Regions from separate parts of the Homo sapiens genome. Here regions 2 and 3 are each linked to region 1. Evidence: chromatin loops called from intact Hi-C (ENCODE). Cell type or tissue: mammary epithelial cell. All regions are shown on one strand.

Region 1 (8,000 bases):
TGCCCAACCTCACAATTTTGGAACTAAACAATAAAGTAATAGATGCAAACCTATTTGATAGATTTAGAAAGTTTTATTTCTAATACTGTGGGGTATTGTTGTTTTTGTTTTTATGTAGTCCCAGTCATGAAAGATTGTATATGTGTGTATATATATGTACCTATACATATTTAAAGGTATATATGTATTTTAAAAATACCTAATTATATAAATATAACATATTTATAAATGTGTGTTATATATCAGGTATTTATATGTATACTGATAGGTACATTTATATACACAGAAATATATAAAATATATGTCTACATATACACATGTGTATGTATATGTATACAAGGTAGCCACTGGGCCTTTGGAAGCAAGGCCTTTGGAGCCTAAAGAGTGCTATGCCATGCACAGAGAAACCACTCAATCACAGGTGCTGATAATTCCCAGGACTACCACCAGCCTCGCCTTTGTGCTGACAAGACTTCCTGATACGTCCTCAAGGATGATCAAATGAACTTCATGACTTGTTTCTGTTTCTGCCCTTGGACGACTTCTGCGGAAATCATCTCTAGGTAAGGGATTGTTATAATTTAGGATCTTTGAGATGAAGGGCACCGCTTCATTGATTAGGGGGACACAAGATGGAAATAAAGATTTTATTACTTACAGGTACTGGAGGTTACACGTCATGCCCAGAGGGCACACACTGAAGGCAGGGAGCACACGAAGACAGAGAGAGAGAGAGGAATCCACGCACTAATGACTTTACTGGGTCCAGGGTGTTATCCAGGCAGGTCTCCAGTGGGAGTTTTACATGGTGGGTTTAGCGAGCAGGCATGAGTTCAGGAGGTCATGCTGCGATGAGCGGTGGTCGCTGTGACACATCTGCACAGTCTATGTGGGCTGTGGGAGTCAGCAGGGCCTGCCCAGCAGGCTATATCTAGCTGTCACTGGGCAGGGGGTCACCAGGAGGAAGTTGTATAAGGCAGATATCTAGATGGACCACACTGGGGGACTGGGTTTGGGAGTATAGAACTAGAAACTGCACCAAGAGTACCTAAGCCCTGCTTCTGGTATGAGAAAGTTAAATTTATATTCAAAATGCATGTTGAGGCAACATAGAATAAGAATTCACTTCAGGGATATAACCTGGAGGTTAGCATGGGGAATGGGATGCCCTGGAGAACCACGGCCACTTTCCCAGCTCTCAGACAAAAGCATTCACATGGATGTTATAGAGTTTCTTAGAAGGGCCACTGGCAGGAACGGCCCTCCCTGCGCCCCCGCGAAGCCCCCCTGGTGCCCCATGAGGAATGGCCCTTCTCAGTAGCTCTTTTCAATTCCTCTCCATCCCAGGTTACCTCTACGGCATTGAAATTCTCAGTGACAGAGAAGTTCTGGGCTCTTCATCCCTGTTTTGGGGCAGGGAATCTCTCTTTTGGCCTTGGGCTGTCCCTAGTAAGGAAGGAGCTCTAACAAGGCTTTTGTGTGTGTGTCAGAAGACGGCCCGCCCGGCAGGAGCACAGCAGCTCTGTTGTGGGCCCAAGAGGAAGCTCTGTAAGAACAGTCTAAGGGGAGGAACAGGGGTTGGTGGACGTGCTGCTAAGTCACATTAGGGGATTCCAGTAAACACAGGAAAAGAATGTGGTGGTTCCCCTTCTTGCACAACAGCCTAGAATGCACTTTCCATACAGTGCATCCTCAGGAAGGATTAAGAAATAAGGAATTAAGGACATGGTTTTAGGCCCTCATTTCTTTGCTTCTTAGAGCTCTTCTTTCCTCCCTTATCTTGGGGTTTTTCAAGGTATTCAAAGTCCAAGGTTGAAGCTGGGATTTAGGAAGGTCACTCTGGGTTTTGTTCAGCTCAAGGTACACCTTGTCTTAGGTATTCAAGGGAGTTCAAGAGAGGGCAGTGGCAATGGGCTGAGAGAACATCTACCTTCATCCTCATTCCCCTGTTGCCAGCAGCGAGATGACCAATGCTGGCTGTAGATATGGTTACCTTTGGTCCCCATGGAAGGTCTGCAGGCCTGGAGGTGCAGGTGTGGGACATCAGGGCACCCCCCTGGCACTACCATTTTGTTCTTCAGGGCTCCTTTTCCACAGCTTCTGGAAAGCTCTTAGTGTTAGAAGGGAATGGTCTTTGGACCACTGAGAGACAGAGGTCTGCATTGAAGTCTGAATCCTGCTTCTGGTTAGCCCTGGGACCTCAGGCCATTTCCGACATGTCATCCCCTCCCATTCCCCTGTTTACCTGTTGAATGGAAACACTCTGTCAATTATAAAGTATTACACAGAGTTAAAATATTATTGTTAAGATTTGGTGATTACATGGAGGTTAGCTTGATTTCTATTGAGCACATGTATATGTGGTGGGAGAAGAACTTCAACAGGGAGTTAAAGGTCAGAAAATGTAGTATATGTGCTGTGGAAGCGAGCACAAGTTCAGAAAATTTAAAAAGGCGGCTGCTGGCCAGGCGCGGTGACTCACGCCTGTAATCCTAGCACTTTGGGAGGCTGAGGCGGGTGGATCACATGAGGTCAGGAGTTTGAAACCAGCCTGGTCAACATGGTGAAACCCCGTCTCTACTAAAAATACAAAAATTAGCTGGGCATGGTGGCGGGCGCCTGTAATCCCACCTACTTGGGAAGCTGAGGCAGGAGAATCACTTGAACCCAGGAGGCAGAGGTTGCAATGAGCTGAGATTGTGCCACTGCACTCCAGCCTGGGCGACAGAGTAAGACTCTGTCTGAAAAAACAAAGATGCGGCTGCTGACAGGCATAGAGGGAAAAAAGAGCAGAGTGGATACTTTTCACAGAGTGTGATCAGTTATATAGACCAGAGGGAAGAAATTGGGGGACAGAAAGGGGGAAAAGCTATCTGGGCCTTAAGTTAAAATCTATGAGAGATGACTTTTTTAGTGGGAGGAGCTGGTGACTTAAAAACTCTCTCTGCCTACAGGGGCTCCCATTTGACTGTTAGAGACTTTTTCCTTTGGATGAAACATGGTTCTTTCACCACAATTCTCATTTAAAATATAGATATTTCTTGAAGGGGTAACATGTTAAGCTATCTGTTCCTTTTCCTGTTCATTTTCCTACTGACAGGGGCAGCCTGGGTAAAAGTGATGACACAGAATTATCTGGAAAGGGAAAATTGAAATCAGGATGTGGAACAGAGGACTTTAGAGACTCTTCTTCATCACTTTGCTTAGGTTTTAGTTTCACTGGGATTTGCTGAGAGGACAGGGAATGAGTGTCCCAGGGTGTCTGCCTGAGACTGGAATTGAGGAAGGGGTGAAATGTTAACCAGAGAGCTGGGAGGGCAAATCCCTGGTATCCAGAAGCTGAATAGCACTTCTGTTCCCTCACTGTATGCTATTGAGTGTGTTGGCCCAGCATGGTGGAAACACCGCATTCCCAGGCTGAGCACCTCATGCTTCTGCAGAGAAAATGCTTTTCCGCCTCAGCTTGTGTCACGCCAGATGCACTCTGATCTCAGAGGGAAATGTGTGCTACTGGTAATTAATAAATAACCTATCACAGTTTACAAAAACCTTTCAAATCCAGCACGGCATTTGGTTCTCATGTGTTCCTCTCAGGGTGCTAGATGAAATTCTGACTCTAATTCCTCTAGTAGATGAGGAAATGAGAACACGGAGTTTCTTAAGATTACTCACTTGGAAAGTCATGGAGTTACCCGGAAGCAATATGGCTCGCCCTTGCACCAAATCTCACTGTTGACAATGACGATGGTGGGTGCTTCTCTTACTAGAATATCAGTTTATTTCTCCAGCTCTTCTCTGAGGAAAATAATACCCCTGAGGACAAATTTGAGGCACTGTTATGTGAAATGCTGACTCCCTGAGAAGGAAGGGAACGTTGGAAGCCGAGAATGCTTGTGCAGTTCCTCTCATGCTGCAGTTTTCTGGTGCCATCTGCTGCTCTGTTCAAGTAATGGCAGACGAATGGCTCTTGGTTGAAGGAAGGCAATGGTTGTAGTGAAGTGCGTCTTTAGGGTAACAGAATTGAGTTTTTATCAAACTGGGGTGTGTGTAGGTCATTGTACTCATTTCAGTGGTTTATGAGGACTTTTTAAAAGTTGTCTTTTCCCAAAACACTAGGATTGCAAGGAAAGATCTGATGTGCAACTTATGGTATGCTATGCTATTAATTATATCAATGAATAGTTGCATGTTAAGAGAGATAGAGAGAAAGAACAATAATTCATTCCAAAGGAGGGAGCCCTCCAGTAGACTCTGAGCTATTTGAGGGTAAGAACCAACTTAGTTATCTTCGTACCACTAACCTACCAAGTGCCTGCCACCAGTTGTGGGCACCAGTGAAATATATGCTCATTCTGTCACTGATGGTACAATTTTGGGTACAGTGGCATATGCATGAGACTACGTACATCCGCCCTGGCCAGCAGTCTTCTCAGAACATGAGTGAGTTAGGGAATTCTTCTCTTATTTCCACAGAGGCAGGTAGCCTGAGCATGGGGGATATACACCTTTAAGAGACAAATACCAATCCAGTTCTTTACAAAGGACAGGGCTGGATTTTGTTTTTAGAGGCCAGTTAAGGAATGTGAAAAGATGACAGCATTTAATCCATAAAATGAAGAGAATGTGACATAATCCATTTGTAGGCCCCATTCTTAATATCCACAATTAGTATTAGAGACAGGGACTCTAGCCGAGGGATGGGGCAGGAATAGGTCCTAAGTTTAGGAAAGTTTCCAATGGGGCAGAGATTCCCAAGATATATCTCTTGCCTCTAATGAGAAGATACAGAAGGGAGACTTGGAAACAGTTTGTTCTTTGGACATCTTGCTCCTGCTAACCACCTGTGTAAGGCATCGCCAGGCGTCCCTAGCCCTAGATTTCACCCAGCTACTTCTTGTGGGCTGTGGGGAGGGTATGGAGCAGCATCTGCTAATGTGGAATCTAACATTCACGTAGAATGGCTTGAGGCCTTTCTGTTAGGAAGTGGGAGTATCTCCGAGGAGGCAGAGTCTACAAGCCTAAAATGAGAGTGAAGATATTTCCCCTTCATTTTATTTTTACACTTAATTCAGCAAACAGCTATGTGCATGAACAGGTGTGTGAGTTAAAATATGCCTTTACATGTGACTATTTAAAGGAAACTTAATTCTTTTGAAAAGCAAAGAATCTTTTTGCAAAGTAAATAATCATGACACAATTCAATTGATAATCTATGAGTTAGCTAGGATGTATTCATTAAAAGGTCTTTGTTGTTACCCACATTTTATATGTTTAAGGGAATATAGAAGGACATTTAGTCTTAGACCAATAAATGGATTAGCTGGTAAGTATTGAGGCAAAAATACATGTTCTTATTTATAAAATTATAAGATTATCTATACAAAATTATATAATATTAACATTATAAATATACATTATAAATTGGTTTCCAGATCAACTCTCCAAAATCAATTAAATCTATGATACAGATGAAATCATAACATTTGTAACTAAAACAAGTAAGAAGAATGCTGATAGAATGTTCAAAATTATAAAGGAGATAAAAATATTGAGTAGAAATATGTGTTTAGTTCTCGTTAAGATGTTTGAGTAAATGTTTGAGTATTAAAAACACAAGAAGAGATTTTTGTAAAGCTTGAAGAACTCCAAGAATTTGAGATGTTGGTGCCTTGATTCTTGTGGCTAATTCAATCTAAAACCGTGTAGCTTTCCTGTCTGGGTAGATATATATATTAGCTTTTACTTATGAATTAGGCAATTTCTCTCTCAGAATTGAAACAGAGGAAGTAAGGAGAGATTTCCCTGGACTTACTAGGTAAGATCTAGAAGACAAAGATGGAGGAATAGAGTTGGACAAAAATATGTATGGGTGTGATCTTGGTCTGTGAGTGATGACTGGCCTGTAAGTGGAAAAATTAAGAAAATCAGCTCATGAGAGTTTGCATACTTCCCTGATTCCTGAAAGAAGAGAATCTTTATCTGCTGGAGTTTCCATGTTGACTGACAGTCATATATGTTAAAAGGAGAACAACATTTTACATGTTTAATGACTTTTGGAAAGTCATTTGCAAAGTTTTTTTTTTTCTTCACACAGCAACATTATACAGTGGTTTGGGAAAGGAATTTCAATTCAGGAATTTTATTTAAAATCAAAATTCAATTGCCTTCCCTAAACTCCTTTAAAGTTGCTATTTTTTATTCTGATACCACCAGTGAAGGGCCTAACTCAGGCTTCTCAGGATGACATCCCAATAAAATCCCGTGGCAACCAAGCTCTTCGCGACAAGTACTCAGCCGCCTTTCTATCTCTGTGTGTGTCGAACAGGCAGACAGCCGTGAGTCATCAAATACACACTGGGGTCATTTGGGAGCTAATCTTTATAAAGATGAAAACTGCATCTGAATGTTTATTGTTGTCTTCACTTCAGTGCAAGATAAAGAAGCTCCGTCAAGTAACGCAGTGGGCCCTCAAAGTGTGGTCCTGGGACCAGCCATGTCAGCATCACTAGAAAACTTGTTAAAAAAGCAGTTCTCCAATGAGCACACATGGACACAGGGAGGGGAACTCACGCACTGGAGCCTGTCAGGGAGGCGGGTTGCGGAGGGAAAGGGAGAGCTCAAGATAAATAGCTAATGCATGCTGGGCTTAATACCTTAGGCAATGGTGAAGCGGCTACGTTACCTGGGGTATATATCCTGGGGTTCGTTGTGGTGCGCCAGGAAAATTTAGGACACAGACACACATGAGGAGTTTAGGAGCAGAGGTTTAATAGGCAGAAGAGAAAAGGAAGATAAACAGCTCTCTCTATAGGGAGAGGGGTCTCCGAGCGGAAAGGACCCAGCCAGCGGTAAATGTGCCAGGTTTTACAGTCAGATTTGAGGACGTGGTGTCTGATTTACATAGGACTCACAGATTGGCTCGATTAGGTACGATGTTTACATAGTGCATGGGGAAGGCTGGTTCCCCGCCCTAATCTTATTATGCAAATGGGCTTTCCAGTTCATTGGGGACATCCTGTCTGCTCCTCACTGTACACATGGCTGACAAAGAGAAGGGAAGATGGAGCTGCCATCTGAACATGTCTAGTCCCTAGTTCCTGCCAGGATTCACCCATGCAAGCTCCCAGCTTGCTTATTTATGTCTGCAGCTTGACTTTACAGGCTACTCTGTTAGAACATGATTTTGGGCTGCTTTTCATTAAAAAAAAAAAAAAGGTCTTACCGTGGACTCCCATAACCCTTACTATCTGCCTAAGTGATTTCTTCTTAACTCCTATATCAATGGGCTGACAGGTGCAGCAAACCACCATGGCACACGTTTACCTATGTAACAAACCTGCACATCCTGCACATGTATCCTGGAACTTAAAATTAAATTAAAAAATTAAAAAAAAAAAAGCAGTTCTTGGGCCCCATTCCAGACCTCTTGAATCAGAAACTTGGGAAGGAGGGTTCAGTAATCTGTGTTTTAATACATCCTCCTGGGGATTGTGATGCAAGCTCAGTATTGAGAACCACCGAGTAATGTGTGAATGAGGTCAGGAGAGCTAAAGAAGTAGGCTAAGGGGAGAAGTCAATTCAGGCTAATTCACTCCAAAACACCAACGTTATTATATATCTGAAAGAAAATTGAAAGGAATCTTAAGAATGATCTTCCTCAGGGTTAGGAAATAAACTAAACACAGCCTGAGGAACAGTGGGAAAGGATGGTGGATACTACCACCAATTTTCTCTTGGGGTTGAAGCTGGAAGTGTTAATCAGGTCTACCATACCTTATCTAAAATTTCAACGTCACCAAAGCTCTGGCAACTGAGAATTTTACTGTAAGTTTGGTACCAAAACTCATTGGTGGCAAAATCTAACCAGAGTTCATGTGAGGCTTTACATTCATCATATTTATCCCACTTCGAGTGAATATTCATATTTTGCTTTAATTATCAACTTAGTTGTAGGATAGCTCTGCTGGGGAGGCAGTGGGTCTGAGAGCCACTACTAAGGA
Region 2 (8,000 bases), 920 kb before region 1:
TTTTCTTTTTCTTTCTTTTTTTTTTTGAGACGGAGTCTCACTCTGTCACCCAGGCTGGAGTGCAGTGGTGCGATCTCAGCTCACTGCAAGCTCCGCCTCCCGGGTTCACGCCATTCTCCTGCCTCAGCCTCCGGAGTAGCTGGGACTACAGGCGCCCGCCACCGCGTCGGGCTAATTTTCTGTATTTTTATTAGAGACGGGGTTTCAACGTGGTCTCCATCTCCTGACCTCGTGATCCGCCCGCCTCGGCCTCTCAAAGTGCTGGGATTACAGGCATGAGCCACCGCGCCCGCTGTTTCAGTATTTTCAATACAATTTCTCATTCTTAATGTCTATAGTTATAATTTTTTTCTTAATTAACATTACTAGACTTTCACACGCTATATATATGTGTGTATATATATGTGTATGTGTGTATATATATATATTTGTGTTTTTTTTTTGTTTTTTTTTTTAGACTTAGTCTGGCTCTGTCGCCCAGACTAGAGTGCAGTGGCGCGATCTCAGCTCACTGCAAGCTCCGCCTCCGGGGTGAATTCACGCCATTCGCCTGCCTCAGCCTCCAGACTAGCTGGGACTACAGGCGCCCGCCACTACGCCGGGCTAATTTTTTGTATTTTTAGTAGAGACGGGGTTTCACCGGGTTAGCCAGGATGGTCTCGATCTCCTGACCTCGTGATCCGCCCGCCTCCCGCCTCCCAAAGGGCTGGGATTACAGGCGTGAGCCACCGTGCCCAGCCTGTATGTGTATATATATATATATTTTTTTTCAAAGAATTAGCTTTTAGATTTATTGAGAAATTGTACTATTGCTTTCTCTGCCGCTCTTGGTGCTGCTTGTATGCTCATTCTGAGAGGTGGCAGCGTGCTGGCAGCCTCGCAGCCCTCGCTCTCTCTAGGCGCCGCCTCCTCGGCCTTGGCGCCCGCTCTCGCGGCGCTTCAGGAGCCCCTTCAGCCCGCCGCTGCACTGTGGGAGCCCTTTTCTGGGCTGGCCAAGACCGAAGCCGGCTCCCTCGGTTTGCGGAGAGGTGTGGAGGGAGAAGCGTGGAGGGAGAGGCGCGGCTGGGAAGCCGGGCTGCGCGCGGCGCTTGCGGGCCAGCGCGAGTTCCAGATAGGCGTGGGCTCGGCGGGCCCCGCCCGTCGCAGCTACTGGCCGGCCCCGCCGGCCTGGGCAGTGAGGGGCTTAGCACCTGGGCCAGCAGCTGCTGTGCTCGATTTCTCGCGGGGCTTTAGCTGCCTCCCTGACGATCGCCGCCCCCTGCTCCACGGCGCCCAGTCCCATAGACCGCCCAAGGGCTGAGGAGTGCGGGCGCACGGCTCCGGACAGGCAGGGAACTCCACTTGCGCCCCCGGTGCAGGATCCACTGGGTGAAGCCAGCTGGGCTCCTGAGTCTGGTGGGGACTTGGAGAATCTTTATGTCTAGCTAAGGGATTGTAAATACAGCAATCAGCACTCTGTATCTAGCTCAAGGTTTGTAAACACACCAATCAGCACTCTGTGTCTAGCTCAGGGTTTGTGAATGCACCAATGGGCACTCTGTATCTAGTTAATCTGGGGGGGACTTGGAGAATCTTTATGTCTAGCTAAGGGATTGTGAATGCACCAATCGGCAGTTTGTATCTAGCTCAGGGTTTGTAAATACACCAGTCCACACTCTGTATCTAGCTAATCTAGTGGGGACCTGTAGAACTTTTGTGTCTAGCTCAAGGATTGTAAATGCACCAATCAGCACCCTGTCAAAACGGACCAATCAGCTGTCTGTAAAACAGACCAATCGGCTCTCTGTAAAATGGACCAATCAGCAGGATGTGGGCGAGGCCAGATAAGAGACTAAAAGCAGGCTGCCCGAGCCAGCAGTGGTAACGGGCTAGGGGCTGGTTCTATACTATGGAAGCTTGTGTTCTTTTGCTTTTTGCTATAAATCTTGTTATTGTTTATTGTTTGGGTCCACACTGCCTTTGTGAACTGTAACAGTCATTGCGAAGATCTGTAGTTTTACTTCTGAAGCCATCCTAGACCACGAACCCACCGGGAGGAACAGATAACTCCAGACAGGCCGCCTTAGGAGCTGTAAAGCTCACCGCAAAAACATGCAGCTTCACTCCTGAGCCAGTGAGACCACTGAACCCACCAGAAGGAAAAAACTCCAAACATATCAGAACATCAGAAAGAACAAACTCTAGACATGCTGCCCTTAAGAACTGTAATACTGCTAGGGTGTGTGGCTTCATTCTTGAAGTCGGTGAGACCGAGAACTCACAAATGTCAGACACAATCCGGTGCAGACTTGATACCTGTTTTATGAAGGGGCAGCTGAGGAGACTCTGGCGTTTCCCATGGCCTACGAAAAGCCCTAGGAAGGAGTCGAGCCTGAGAACAATGATCATATTAATTTGAAGGGGGCGGGGCGGTTCTGGGGTGCACTTTAAGAGGTATGCACCACTTAGTAAACTAATTAAAGCCTATTGTGAATGACAGGGATTGTCAATGAGGCAGGTCAGATTCTGATTTGATGGGCAACCCATCAATGAAATAGATAACACCTACACAGTTGGAGGATGAAGATACAATCGATATGCTCCAACAGCAGACAGGAGGTGTTTCCTGAAGAGAGAACCTGGTTCTTCACTCCAGAACTGTTAACTTTAAAGACCAAGATTACATTCGCAATTAGAAAACCGATTTGGTTCCACCACATCGTGAGTACTATAATATAGCTTTCTCTATTCTTTCATTTCCCCCTTCCCCATTTCTTTATTGTACATAACGTAACTGGTGTATGTGCACAAGCATATTCCTTTTTTTTTTTAACCAAGCAGCCAATGGTATGTTTCGATTGACATCAAGTGGTGACGGGATGGGGAAAAACACTGAGGCTGTGGAAATACCCCATTTTCTCCATTAGTGGCATGCTCAGTCGGCTCTTACGTTTATATTCCAGTAAGTTATTTTGCTCTCACTATTTTAACAAAAAAATAAAAAAAATCCTTGCATACCTTGTTCAGTTGGAGAATTTTAATGTTTTTCATTTACCATTGTAAAACCAAGGACAATTTTATACTTTTTTGTACGTAGCTGTTACGTGTAGGGCAATCTGTCTTTAGGGATAAATTACTCTAAAACAAAGAATCCTAGTTTTCCCTTCAAGTTAAGCATCTTGTTTAAACTCCTTGTTTTAAATGAAAAAAAGTATTATCATTCTGGTTTCTAATTTTTGAATTTTTGATGGCTGTCTCATTTATTTTCTTTGTTTTGCTTTTGTAGATAATCCTACAGGAAATACGCTTGACTTGTATTGCTCTATTCTAGTGCTCATATTTCTGTAAGGTAGATTTCTAAAAGGATTAAGGATTCACAAGGCTCAGATATTCTGAATTTGGGTGGATGCTGCCTAATTATCCTTCGAAAAATGTCTAAGCCTATACTTCCACAAATGACTGAACCTGTTTTTCTCCAAACCTCGTCAACTCTGGATACCACCTCTCTTAGTCATTTTTCCAGTCTGATGTGCAAAAACATGACATGGCCTATTTAAGTGCATAAAATTGATCAAGAGTGAGGACAGTCTATTGAATAAAAAAGATAAGTTCTCATGGTTAGTAAGAATAAAATGAGCCAGGATATTAAACATGGAAGAGTATATAGGCCTGTGAAAAGAGGGAAAATGAAGAAACCAGGAGAATTGTGGAATTTTTTGAGTGCAAGAAGAAGGGGGGCCTCTGTTTGCAGGAAAATAGAATAGGAATAATACAAAAATTTTTAATTAAAAAATAGAGAAAGGGGAGCCAGAGTAAGTGGGAATTTGATGAGGTTTAGTTGAGGTTTCAGTTAATGTCCTACGTGTGTACAGCTTCAGACTGGCCAGGCATTGGGTCTCCACTTCATGTCAATGATAAGATGATGTAATAGAGTAAGTCTTAACGAGGAGGGTAAGATCAGCGATCAGGTTGGTGGGCTCCACCTTGCAGGGAGGTCAGGAGGAGGTATGGGATGAGTGCTGGGTGACACAGGCAAGGGTCAAATTCTAAGGGAAGAAATTGCGTTAGGCACAGAAGGCCTAAACTGACGTGCTCAGGAGCGTCTGTGGCTGTTCCCTCTGGATTCATTGTTTCCAGGTCTAAAAAAGGAAGGAGCAGCAGAAGCAACTCAATGTTTTTTTATATTTGTTTGTACCAACACTATATTTTACAAATATTTACGTTTGTCTTTCATAATAGCCTTCTATTGCTGACTGGACCAAAGCCAAACTCAGCCTCCCTCCCTGACCTTTCTGCATGATGTCACCCTTTCTAGCATCTACCCACGGCACTCTCTTGTTGGCTTCCTTCCTCTCGTATGTCACAGTCATTTTCTTCACACACTCGACTTATTTTCAGTTTTTTAATCTCATGCTATCCCTACCCAAAGCAATGCTTTCTCTTGGCCCCAATCTCATATTTCACAAGTAAAATCCAATCCTAATCTAAAATAGTCTTTCCTTTTGCCAGAATATCATGGGCGATGTACTTCTATGAGCATATATCTCAGAGCTGCTCCACAGTCTTCTATTAGTATAAAGCGGAGAAGGCTGAACAGATTACTTTAAGGCCCTCAGCTCTGAAGTTGGGTTTTGGAGCCTGTGGTGTTCTTAGCTTTGGAAATTCCTCCACCTACTGGTTGCCTAAAATCCTGTCTGTTCACATTATATAATGAGGTTCGCAGTTGTTTTATGAGATCGGCCTATTTTTAAGAGTAACACGGGCCTCTTGTGAATGATGACACATTTCTAAGTCATTTCGAATTCCTAAAATAAAATTAAAAATGTGCTATAAAGAAAATATTTTCTTATAATAGAAAATGTTTTCAAGCAGATGACAAATTTCTTAATGCTTTTGAACAACCATTAGGGGGCAGAAAATCATTACACAGTATAGCAATTCAATCCACGTTAGGCTGGAGAAGAGAAAGCCTATTTTATGTGTATTTCCAAAAGTTAGTACCAAAATCAAGTTATTTTTCAGTGTAATCATTGATTTGGTGCTTGGGTATCTTATTTACAAAAGAAGCCTTCCGTAGTGGCTTTATTTTTTACAACTTGCTTCCTATCAGTGTATCAAATCAGATGAACCTTACTCTGAAGGAAACACTTTAGAGACCAATGTGACATCTTGGGGCAGGGTTGCCATATATGACTAGTAAGAATAGTTGAAATATGTTGATAAACTAAAAGTAAGTTTATCTCACTAAAAATTAGAGAAATTCATAACAAAACAATAGATTTATGGCTGCCCAAGTTTCAGGAACTCTCTTTTCAGTCACCCTATCAAACGATGGGTTCAAGCGTGGTTAAAAATAGTTCGCTACTTCTTTAACAGCTTCTCTTCCCCCAAAAAACAACTCCTTAAAGATTAGAATGCAATTATTTCTACTTCTCACTTCCATTCCCCCATCAGCCAGCCTTTCACCTCTCACCCCATGAAACTTCCCAATGAATGCCACCCTTGACTTCCTAATGGCCGAATCCAGGTTCTCTAATTGGAAGGATGATAAACAAGCACTTGCTAATTTAAGTTTAAGAGAAATTTATTAAAAGTATATCACAAGCTGGATACAGTGGCTCACGCCTGTAATCCCAACACTTTGGGAGGCTGAGGTGGGTGGATCGCTTAAGCCCGGGAGGTCGACACCAAACTGGCCAAAATGGAGAAACTCCGTCTCTACAAAAAAAACACACAAAAATATAGCCAGGCATAGTGGCACTTACCTGTAATCCCAGACACTTGAGAGGCTGAGGTGGGAGGATCACCGGAGCCTGGGGAGGTCAAAGTTGCAGTGAGCCATGATCATGCCACTGCACTCCAACCTGGGAAGCAGAGCGAGACCCCATCTCAAAAAATAAAATAATAGGCCAGGCATGGTGGCTCACGCCTGTAATCCCAGCACTTTGTGAGGCCAAGGCGGGCAGATCACGAGGTCAGGAGTTCGAGACCATCCTGGCCAACATGGTGAAACCCATCTCTACTAAAAATACAAAAATTACCCAGACGTTGTGGCAGGCGCCTGTAATCCCAGCTACTTGGGAGGCTGAGGCAGGAGAATCGCTTGAAACTGGAAGGCAGCGGTTGCAGTGAGCAGAGGTTGTGCCACTGCACTTCAGCCTGGGCAACAAGAGTGAAACTCCGCCTCAAAATCAATCAACCAATCACAGCTCCTGAAATTAAAGGAAGCATAGGTAGCAAGAGTTAATCAACACTCTTATCAGATAAGGGCCCTCTGCTGGCACTACATTTATTCCATCCTTGGATCACTTGGCTCAAGTTTCCAAGTCCTCATAAGTCAGTCCAATCTGCTGAGCTCGGGCCACATACCCACCTGGTGGCTTGGAGTGAGCAGTGCAGAATGCCCTGAGAGTCTTAGCACAGGTGCACACATTGGGGGAAGAGTTAAGTGGAAATTCTCTCTCTCCAAAAGAAGGGGGGAAAAAAGAGGTAGTGTGGTCAAAAGAGAAAATGTCCACCACAGTTTTCATCCTTCCTGATTTCTTTGTGGTTTTCACACCAGATGTAACTCCTGTGATGGTTAATTCTATGTGTCAACATGACTGGCCAAGGGGCACCCAGATTAAACGTTGTGTCTGAGTGTGTCTGCGAGGGTGTTTCCAGATGAGGTTAGCATTTGAATTGGTGAATTCAGTAAAGCAGGTTGGCCGCCTCAATGTGTGTGGGCATCATCCAATCTGTTGGGAGCCTGAACAGAACAAGAAGTGGAGGAAGGAGGAATTCTTCCATTTTTTGTTTCCTGCTTGCCTGCTTGAGCTGGTACATTGGTCTTCTGACCTTGGACTGGGAATCACACCCATATATATACACATATACATACACATGCACACCCATATATATATATATACATACGCACACCCATATATTTACACATATACATATGCACACCCATATATATACACATATACATACACACGCACACCCATATATATACACATACGCACACCCATATATATACACATATACATACACACCCATATATACACATACACACGCACACCCATATATATACACATACACGCACACCCATATATATACACATACACGCACACCCATATATATACACATACGCACACCTATATATACACATATACATACACGCACACCCATATATATACACATATACATACACACGCACACCCATATATACACATATACATACACACGCACACCCATATATACACACACACGCACACTCATATACACACACATACACACGCACACCCATATATATACGTATATACATACACACGCACACCCATATATATACACATATACATACACATGCACACCCATATATATACATATACACACTCGCACACCCATATATATACACATATACATACGCACACCCATATATACACATATACATACACTCGCACACCCATATATACACACATATACATACACACGCACACCCATATATATACACACATACACACGCACACCCATATATATACACATATACATACACGCACACCCATATACACACACACACACACACACACACACTGTATTGGTTCTGGTTCTCTGGAAAACCCTAACATGACTCCTTTCTTATGGAAAGTCTCTCTTCCCACTCAATCCTACTTTCCTACCGACCTCACTAACTATTCCTTCTCCATCTCTGTTTTTTTTTCTCTGTTCTTGGCTTTCTTTTCTTGTTTCATTGTTTTCCATCTACTTGTCATTTCAAGGGCCATCTGTATGCCTATGACTCTCTCAATCTGTATTCTTTTTTATTTTAAAACTTTTTTTGCTTTTGCTTTTTTTCTCTTCTTTATTTCTGAATGATCAATCTGTATCTTTACAGATGCAACATATTCAACAGCTGGTGTCCCTTGGATGGCCCACCAGCACCCCACTGCCCCACTTCCACCCTCTTGCTCTCCCTTCCTCTGCCTTCTTCATTTCCATGAACGGCATCACAATCCACTCACCCAGTCATCCAAGCCACAGAC
Region 3 (8,000 bases), 160 kb before region 1:
TATGGAGCTTTTTGAGATGGGGTCTCTGTCACCCAGGCCGGAGTACAGTGGCGTGATCATAGCTCACTGCAACTTTGAACTCCTGGGCCGAAGGGATCCTCCTGCCTCAACCTTCTGAGCAGCTGGAACTACAGGTTCATGCCACCATGACTCACTGATTTTTAAAATTTTCTGTAGAAACAGGGTCTCGCTTTGTTGCCCAGACTGTTCTATGGAGATTCTTAAAACTCTGCCCACTGCAGCCTACTACACTATTTTCTGTAGGTTTTGTTACAAATTTGCTTCATAAAGCTTAAAAATGCAAAGATCAAGTAGTCTGGAATTAATTTGTAAGTGACATATAAGTTCAGACTTCCTGTCAAATTTGACTTCCTCTTCTATTTTTAAAATTTCACTAGTTTTTACTATATATTTTGGTGGTAACTTTGAGAGAAACACTTTGAGAAAAACATATTACCTCTCCCAAGAGTTTACAAAGAATACATATATCACATTTTAACAGTTAATGAAATACTTTACTCATACTTAAACTCATTTAACCTTCACTTAAATCGATTTAAAGTCTCACAACACGTTCGTAAGGTTAAACATTATTATATTGATCAACTTTTTATGGATTAGGAAATGGAGATGTAGGAAGGTTATGTTAAAAGGGAAACTTTAGAAAATTAAATTCAGCAGAGCTTAATTGAGCAATGGATGATTCAAGAATAGGGCAGCCCCCCAAAACCCGAACAGGGTCAGAGCACTGTGGCCTGCAATATGGTCAGGTGGCATTTATGGACAGAAAACAGGAGTGAGATACTGAGACTGCTGGATTGGTTGCAGCTCAGCGTTTGCCTTAGTTGAAGATGGTCTGGTCAACTGGCTCCCTGCGATTGACTAAAGCGTGGCTGTTGTGGTTGGCTGAGACTCAGTGATTTATTATAAAAGTATACAGATGAGGAAAATGAGTCTTAGAAAGGCCAATACGTTTCCTAGGAAACCATGGCTAGTACGTGATGGCACAGTGATGCTCAGTAGGAACTCCGACACAACTCTCCAGGGTTTCTTTTTCTTTTTTTTTTTTTTTTTTGAGATGGAGTGTCGCTCTGTCACCCAGGCTGGAGTGCAGTGGCACGATCTCAGCCCACTACAACCTCCACCTCCCGGGTTCCAGCGGTTCTCCTGTCTCAGCCTCCTGAGTAGCTGGGATTACAGGCGCCTGCCACCATGCCTGGCTAATTTTTGTATTTTTAGTGGAGATAGGGTTTCACCATGTTGGCCCGGCTAGTCTTGAACTCCTGACCTCAGGTGATCCACCTGCCTTGGCCTCCCAAAGTGCTAGGGTTAGAGGCATGAGCCACCATACCCAGCCAACTCCTGGGTTTCTTAGATGAGTGTCTTTAAGTGAGATGCCTCTCTTATGTCCTTTCAACTAAGCAAGGTATATAGGTGCCAGATGAATGTGAATGTGAAAAGACACTTGAGTGTTTGCTTGAGTGTCTAATTAAATTCCCTTTATTTTTATGGCTTTAGACAAGGATATTCACAAATGCATGTGAGTTTGGTTTTCACCTTAGGCAACTTCCATTCTTTTCACAAATGTTTATTGAATATTTATGTTCCATGCAGCATACTAGGCACAGTAGTGAACCAACTGTAGACACAATCTCCCCTCCTGTGACATATTTGTCTAGAGACATAGACAAATAGGTCTTTAAATACCATGTACTATTTGCTCTCATGAGGATTTGTCCAATTTGGGAGAAAGGTTAACTTCTTTAAGCCAGTAGGTGTTTTCCATAACATTTTTTTTTTGAGAATTCACCAGATTTATTGCCCATGGATGTACATCAAATAGTTCTTAGAAACAATAGATATGTTTTTCATTAGATATGCCTGAGAATGTACTAAACATTTGGTGGTGTTTCTTCCTTTGAACATTAAGTGAGTTTCAAGCAGGTATTGCGTTGTTTGCCAACAGAGAAGTCATGCTCAGCCTAGCACATAAAGGAGATTATGACTTTATAATATATGAAGGGAAAACAATAGGTATGGATTTTAAGTAGATAACACTAAAGATGGGAAATGTAAGTACAATTCCCTTTGAAGCAGTGTTAAATTACAAATGCTGTCTACTATTATTTCTTGGATGAAGAAAGTAAAAAAAAAAAACTTGAAACATTAGTTCTGATTTTTCCGGTATACATCATCTACTTAGCCCTACATGTCCAGGGAAGATAAAACATACAGTGGAAGGTTTGAAAAATAATAAACTCATCCGTTGATTTCAATCAGGTAATTAATTTTTTGGTAATGCTTGCTTTACAGATTTGCAGATAAATCATGGCAGGAACTCAATAAAAAAGAATGAAGTGTAGGACAATTTTAAATATTATTATTTATTGCCATCAGTGAAAGTCACTACCTGTGTTTCCTTTTGTTCACTGGACCCTCTTTTAGGCATGACTGCATATCACCTCCTTATCTGCTCTCCTCACAACTGTGATGCTGTCACTCACACTTGACCCAACCTACTTGCTCTTGGCCTTATAAGGGAATGCATGTCTGGTAGAAATCGTAGCATCTCTATCTCAGCTTTGGTTAAGGGTGGAATTCATCTCCAGAATTGTATACCTTCCAGTACTACTTTATGCTGTTGGGCCCAAAGCTGTCCATAACCCACACAACACCACCCAGTGGCTTATGTTCTAGGATCAGAGCTATAAAATCCAGAAGGCTCATGATGCTGCAGGTTCTTTGCCAGCCCATCTAGACGTCCCTGCTACCGTCTGAACTTTTATGTTCTTCCAGAAATCTTATTGTTAGCCAGGTGCAGTGGCTCATGCCTGTAATCCCAGCATTTTGAGAGGCCAAGGCTGGTGGATCACTTGATGCCAGGAGTTGGAGACCAACCAGGCCAACATGGCAAAACCCCATATCTACTAAAAATACAAAAATTAGCCAGGCATGATGGTGCATGCCTGTAATCCCAGTTACTCAGGAGGCTGAGGCATGAGAATCGCTTGAACCTGGGAGGCGGAGGTTGCAGTGAGCCAAGATCATGTCACTGCACTGCAGCCTGGGTGACAGGCTGTCTAAAAAAAAAAAAAAAACAACAACAAAACACTCAAAATCTTATTATTGAAACCCTAACCCCTAAGGTGATGGTATTTGAGGGTGGGACCTTTGGGAATTGATTAGAGTATGGGAGCAGAGTCCTCATGAATGGGATTCATATTCCTATAAAAGAGATACCAGAAAACTTGCTGCTTCTGTCTTCTGCCTTGTGCAAACACAATAAGAAGTCAGTACCTATGAGCCAGAAATTGGGCCCTCACCAGACACTGAGTCTGCCTTGATCTTGGACTTCCCAGCCTCCAGAACTGTGAGAAATAAACTTGTTGTTTATAAGCTACCCGGTCTATGGTATTCTGTAATAGCAGCCTGAATGGACTAAGACTCTCTACTTCTCCACTTCTCTGGGATTTGTTTTTGTGCATCTAGTCCTGGTTTTTTTTTTTTAGACTCTTTCTGTTTAGCTATTGGGCACAGAGTCCAGTATTGCTAAGGCCTCAGTGTTTGCCCCAGGGCCTGGCAAATAGCATTGGACCTCCAGAACCCTGGAGCTCAGGCAAATTTCCTTGAGGCTGAACTATAGTGTGACTCTTCTTAGATGGGTTGTTTGGGATTGGCATCACGTGATGTCCCTAAGCAGGTAGATAGGAAAAAGCTGATGTTTAACAGCCATTTACCATTGTTTTCCCTAAAGACAGTATTTTCAGGCCACTGGCCAAATGCTTAAAACTCCTTGGAGTAAGGCATTGGGTTTGCAGCTCCTTTCTCCCCCTGTGCCACTACTCAGGAAGAAACCTAAGGCAGGACAAGGAAATTGTGTTGTGTTTCCCTGCATGAGTTAGAGACATCAGATTCTTTTTAAAGGCAGCATCATGTCTTGTCATTCCTTAAAGTGGGTGGACCTCAGCCACTTGTCCTGACTTGTTGAGATTTGCACTGAGAAGCAGTATGTCTGAATGAAACTCCTGTCCTCTACTGAGACCTCAGGAAGCCCTGCCTTTTCTCCGAGCCAAAGATCTCCACAGCTCCACCACCTCCAAGAATCCTTTTACAGCCAGCCGCAGTCACCCTCTGCCCGGCCTCCTCTCGCCCCAGCACGCACCCCCACAACTGGCTGTTTCTTCAGTCTCCAAATCAACTTGGAAGGTTTCTTCGGCTGCTTTATTTGTTTTTCTTTTTTGCATGGTGCTCTGCACCATGCAAAACAGTTTGGTTCTCTCCATCACTGAGTGAGGCAGTATAGTGTGTTCATGACAATAGGATTATATCTGACTTGCAGATTAAGTGAAATAATATACGTAAAGCCCCAAGCCCAGCACTTGGTATACATGGTAGGGATGTAATAAACACTAACTTGCTTGATTCTTTCTCTCTCTGTCTCTCTGTGTGTGTGTGTGTGTGTGTGTGTGTGTGTGTGTGTGTGTGTTTCTGGCAGCAAGTGATGTGTGGACAGGCTCTTCAACTTTTGCTTGGTGAGCAGCATGATAGTGTTATGATTAAGAGAGCAGACCTTGGTCCTCTACTGTTTGGGTTCAGATTCATTCTCTAGGTAACTTTGGCTTTGACTAAGCAAACTTAGTCAATTTACTTAGCCTCTATGCCTCCGTTTTTAAAAAGTCTGTAGAGTTAGCACTAAGAATAGTTCCTAGTCATAGCACTGTTATGAACATTAAATTAGTTAATAGATGAAGTGCTTGTAATACCATGTGCCTGGTATGTAGCACTAAGTGTTAAATCTGGGAGAAATGTCCTGTTGTATTAGTAATAAAAGTGGGACCACAGAGGCCATGTTGTATAAAGCAGTGGGCTTTCATTCCTATGCAGCATTAAGGGAGGTGAGTTCCGTCTCTTTGGGAAGACCCAGGTCATATTGGAGCTAAATTCATGGAATAGGGGCTTCAAAACTGGAGTCAAAAATCCCTTGAGTTGTCTCAAAAAAAAAAAAAAATCCCTTGAAGCAGCTTTGCTGGGATCAGTATTTCTGACTCAGTTGAGTAAGACAGACACATTTCTCAAACCCCATCATAAGAATCACCTGGGGCACTTATCAGACACACCGACTAGGGCCTTGCCCCAGACCTACTGAATCAGAGACTTCAGGGAGGGGCCTTGGAATCTGATGTCTAACAACCCACACAAATAGTACCACCTGGAAACACTAAGTCGCCTGGGAAGCTTAAGAAAATGCCTGTTGCCTGGGTCTCATGCGCTGGATGTTCTGATTTGATTGTTTTGGGGTTTTGGCATACAGGCATGGGACCTTTTTTTTTTTTTTTTTTTTTTTTTGAGCTTCTCCACTGTATCTAATGTAAGCCAGGGTTGAAAACCACTAAAATCCTATATAAGTCAGTATTTTTCAGAATCTGTTGGGGGTGCGTGTTAAAAATGTAGATTTATAAGCCCCAGCCTGCTGAATTGGACTCCTGGTAGTTGGGGTAGAATGAGGGTGGGAATAGAGGGAGTGAGGCCCTGGAATTTGCATTCAAAACACTTTCCATATGATTTTTCTGCATGCAGGACTTTGAGAGCTACCTGCTGAATAGTGGTTTCCCTTAGTAGGCATGTGTGAAAATAGCTGAATGAATGACACCTAATCATTGCAGTATTTCCTTTTCTTCTCAACCAATCTGTTAGAAATTTCTTTATTCAAGTCAGGTGCAGTGGCTCACGCCTGTAATCCCAGCACTTTCAGAGGCCGAGGCAGGCAGATCACTTGAGGTCAGGAATTTGAGACCAGCCTGGCCAACATGATGAAACCCTGTCTCTACTAAAAATACTAAAAGTAGTCAGGCGTGGTGGCAGGTGCCTGTAATCTCAGCTACTCAGGAGACTGTGGCAGGAGAATCACTTGAAACCGGGAAGTGGAGGTTGCAGCGAGCTGAGATCAGCCACTGCACTCCAGCCTGGGCAACAGAGCAAGACTCTTGTTTCAAAAAAAAAGTATTCATGTACTGTAGGGAAATTCATTACCTTCATTACTTGCTCTCTTTTGATTGGTATAGAGTTTCTAGTAGTTGCTTCATTTTTAATATATTCTGATTTACCCTGGCAGAAATATATGGGAGTTTTTTATTTACATTCCTGGCCATGTGAAGGTATCAGTTCAGATGATGAAACCTGATCAACATACCACAGAACACGACTGGCTGAACAGGTTGTGTAGTTCGGCACAGAGTAGCTGTATTCTCAAGGCTGTTAAAGCAAGGGTCTGACACCACTAAGTGTTAGTAGTGGGTTGATATCTATTATGGAAATGGATATGTAAAGCAGCCAAAACCCGATGGCATGAAATAGTTACATAGTCAACCTCTCTTGAGATCTAATTCATATTCCACTCACCAATAAACTCTGATACTTGGACTTCCCATATAGCTTGTCTAGACCCTTGCTGTTTAAAGTGGGGTCCATGGGCCAGGAGCACTGGCATCACCTGGGAACTTGTTAGAAATGGAGACTCTCAGACCCCACTCCAGCAAGCCTAGCATGTTGGGTTTGCCTGATGATGTGGCATCCTGTTTTTCTATATCATACTCATTTCTATTAGTGTGAGTCAGCATCCATGAGTTTGATTAACGTCAAGACACTGATGAAGTCATTGCTGAGCTTGTGAGGCTGAGAGCCGACCCTGGGCAGAGGTGAATTTATCAAGAGAATATCCCTAAAGGGGTGGCCCATTGGCTGCCTTCAGGTGACCTCCCTTCTTGTGGGGTGTACTTTAATTTTAGCATTGAGACCCACTACAAATTGCCTCAGATAACAGCAGGGGGCTCATTTCCATTCTGGCATGTGCACTCCAGTGAACTCCCCTTGTTCCCAGATGCATGAACATGCTTCCTCAAGCTGCTTTTCAGCCAGCCTGGACTTCAGCAGTTTGTGAGAGTCTTTGCAAATGGTGAAGAAAGAGTCTTGTTGAAATCCTATTCGGTACATCTGTCTATGAATTATTATAACTTTTTTTCAGGCTGGGTACCGTGGCTCACAACCATAATCCCAGTACTATGGGAGGCTGAAGGTGGAGGATTGCTTCAGTCCAGAAGTTTGAGACTGGCCTGAGCAACATGCAAAACCCCATCTCTAAAAAAAAATAAAAAAATAAAAAAAGCCAGGCATGGCGGTGCACAGCTGTGGTCCCAGTTACTTGGGAGGCTGAGGCAGGAGGATCACTTGAGCCCAGGAGGTCGAGGCTGCAGTGAACTTTGACTGCACCACCGCACTCCAGCCTGGGTGACAGAGCTAAAAACAAACAAACAAACAAAAACAACAAGGATTTTTTTTTTTTTTCATTTTAAAGACTACTTATTCAGAGCAGTTTTAGGTTCACAGCAAAATTGAGAGGAAAGCATATGGGATATTCCATATACTCCCTGTCCCCACACATTCATGGCCTCCCCTGTTCTCAGTATTACCCACTACCTCTGGTATGCTTAATAGTTTTTAATTGAAGTACATGATTTATTCACACTTCGTTAGTTTTTTTTAAGATTAAGAACATTTATTGCATTTATTTTCTTTTTTTTTTAAATTTTTTTAGTATTTATTGATCATTCTTGGGTGTTTCTCGGAGAGGGGGATTTGGCATTAGTTTTTACCTGATATCATTTTTCTGTTCTAGGATCCCATCCAGGATACCATACTCTATTTAGTCATCATCCTTCCTTAGGCTGATCTTGGCTAAGTTTTTCAGACTTTTCTTGTCTTTGATGACGTTTTAATTTTGGGGAGTACTTTCAGAGTATTTTTAGACTGCCCTTCCATTGGGATTTGGAATTTGTTGGATGTTTTTCTCATGATTAGATTGGGGTGCTAGGATTTTAGAAGGAATACTGCAGCAGAGTGTCTTTCTCCTCACATCATATCAGGGGTACCGACTACCTCTTTAAAGACAATATCTTCAAATACAGTCACATTTTGAGGTGCTAGGGGTTAGGACTTTAACATGT

The links. Peaks named below come from ENCODE experiments on the same cell type or tissue, not always from the same donor. Only the 100,000 strongest peaks of a DNase experiment are listed, where the experiment ranks them.
Region 2: it touches region 1 in a loop (17-fold over the local background); 10 of 110 quality-filtered maps call a loop at or near these places.
Region 3: a loop joins it to region 1, with 4 times the contacts of the local background. A loop is called at or near these places in 7 of 110 quality-filtered maps.

The regions. Positions count from the first base shown.
Region 1 is chr6:18,500,244-18,508,243 of GRCh38, forward strand. LOC105374955 (a long non-coding RNA gene) reads left to right here. Exons shown (of 4, transcript XR_926549.3): 2 at 422-563. Among named protein-coding and RNA genes, the nearest start is that of MIR548A1HG, 19 kb to the right of the region's middle. In mammary epithelial cell, a CTCF peak has its summit at 3,930 (motif pointing left); DNase peaks (open chromatin) are centred at 1,608 and 3,738; H3K27ac peaks cover 791 bases.
Region 2 is chr6:17,579,697-17,587,696 of GRCh38, forward strand. LOC102724591 (a long non-coding RNA gene) reads right to left here. Exons shown (of 5, transcript XR_007059485.1): 4 at 7,980-8,000; 5 at 6,095-6,191. It also overlaps the pseudogene SUMO2P13. Among named protein-coding and RNA genes, the nearest start is that of FAM8A1, 17 kb to the right of the region's middle. In mammary epithelial cell, CTCF peaks have their summits at 4,680 (motif pointing left), 4,880 (motif pointing right) and 6,349; a DNase peak (open chromatin) is centred at 4,645; H3K4me3 peaks cover 817 bases.
Region 3 is chr6:18,337,296-18,345,295 of GRCh38, forward strand. No RefSeq gene overlaps it. Among named protein-coding and RNA genes, the nearest start is that of RNF144B, 46 kb to the right of the region's middle. In mammary epithelial cell, no CTCF peak of the experiment used is centred here; DNase peaks (open chromatin) are centred at 3,986, 5,136, 6,196, 6,626 and 1 weaker place; H3K4me3 peaks cover 341 bases; H3K27ac peaks cover 4,692 bases.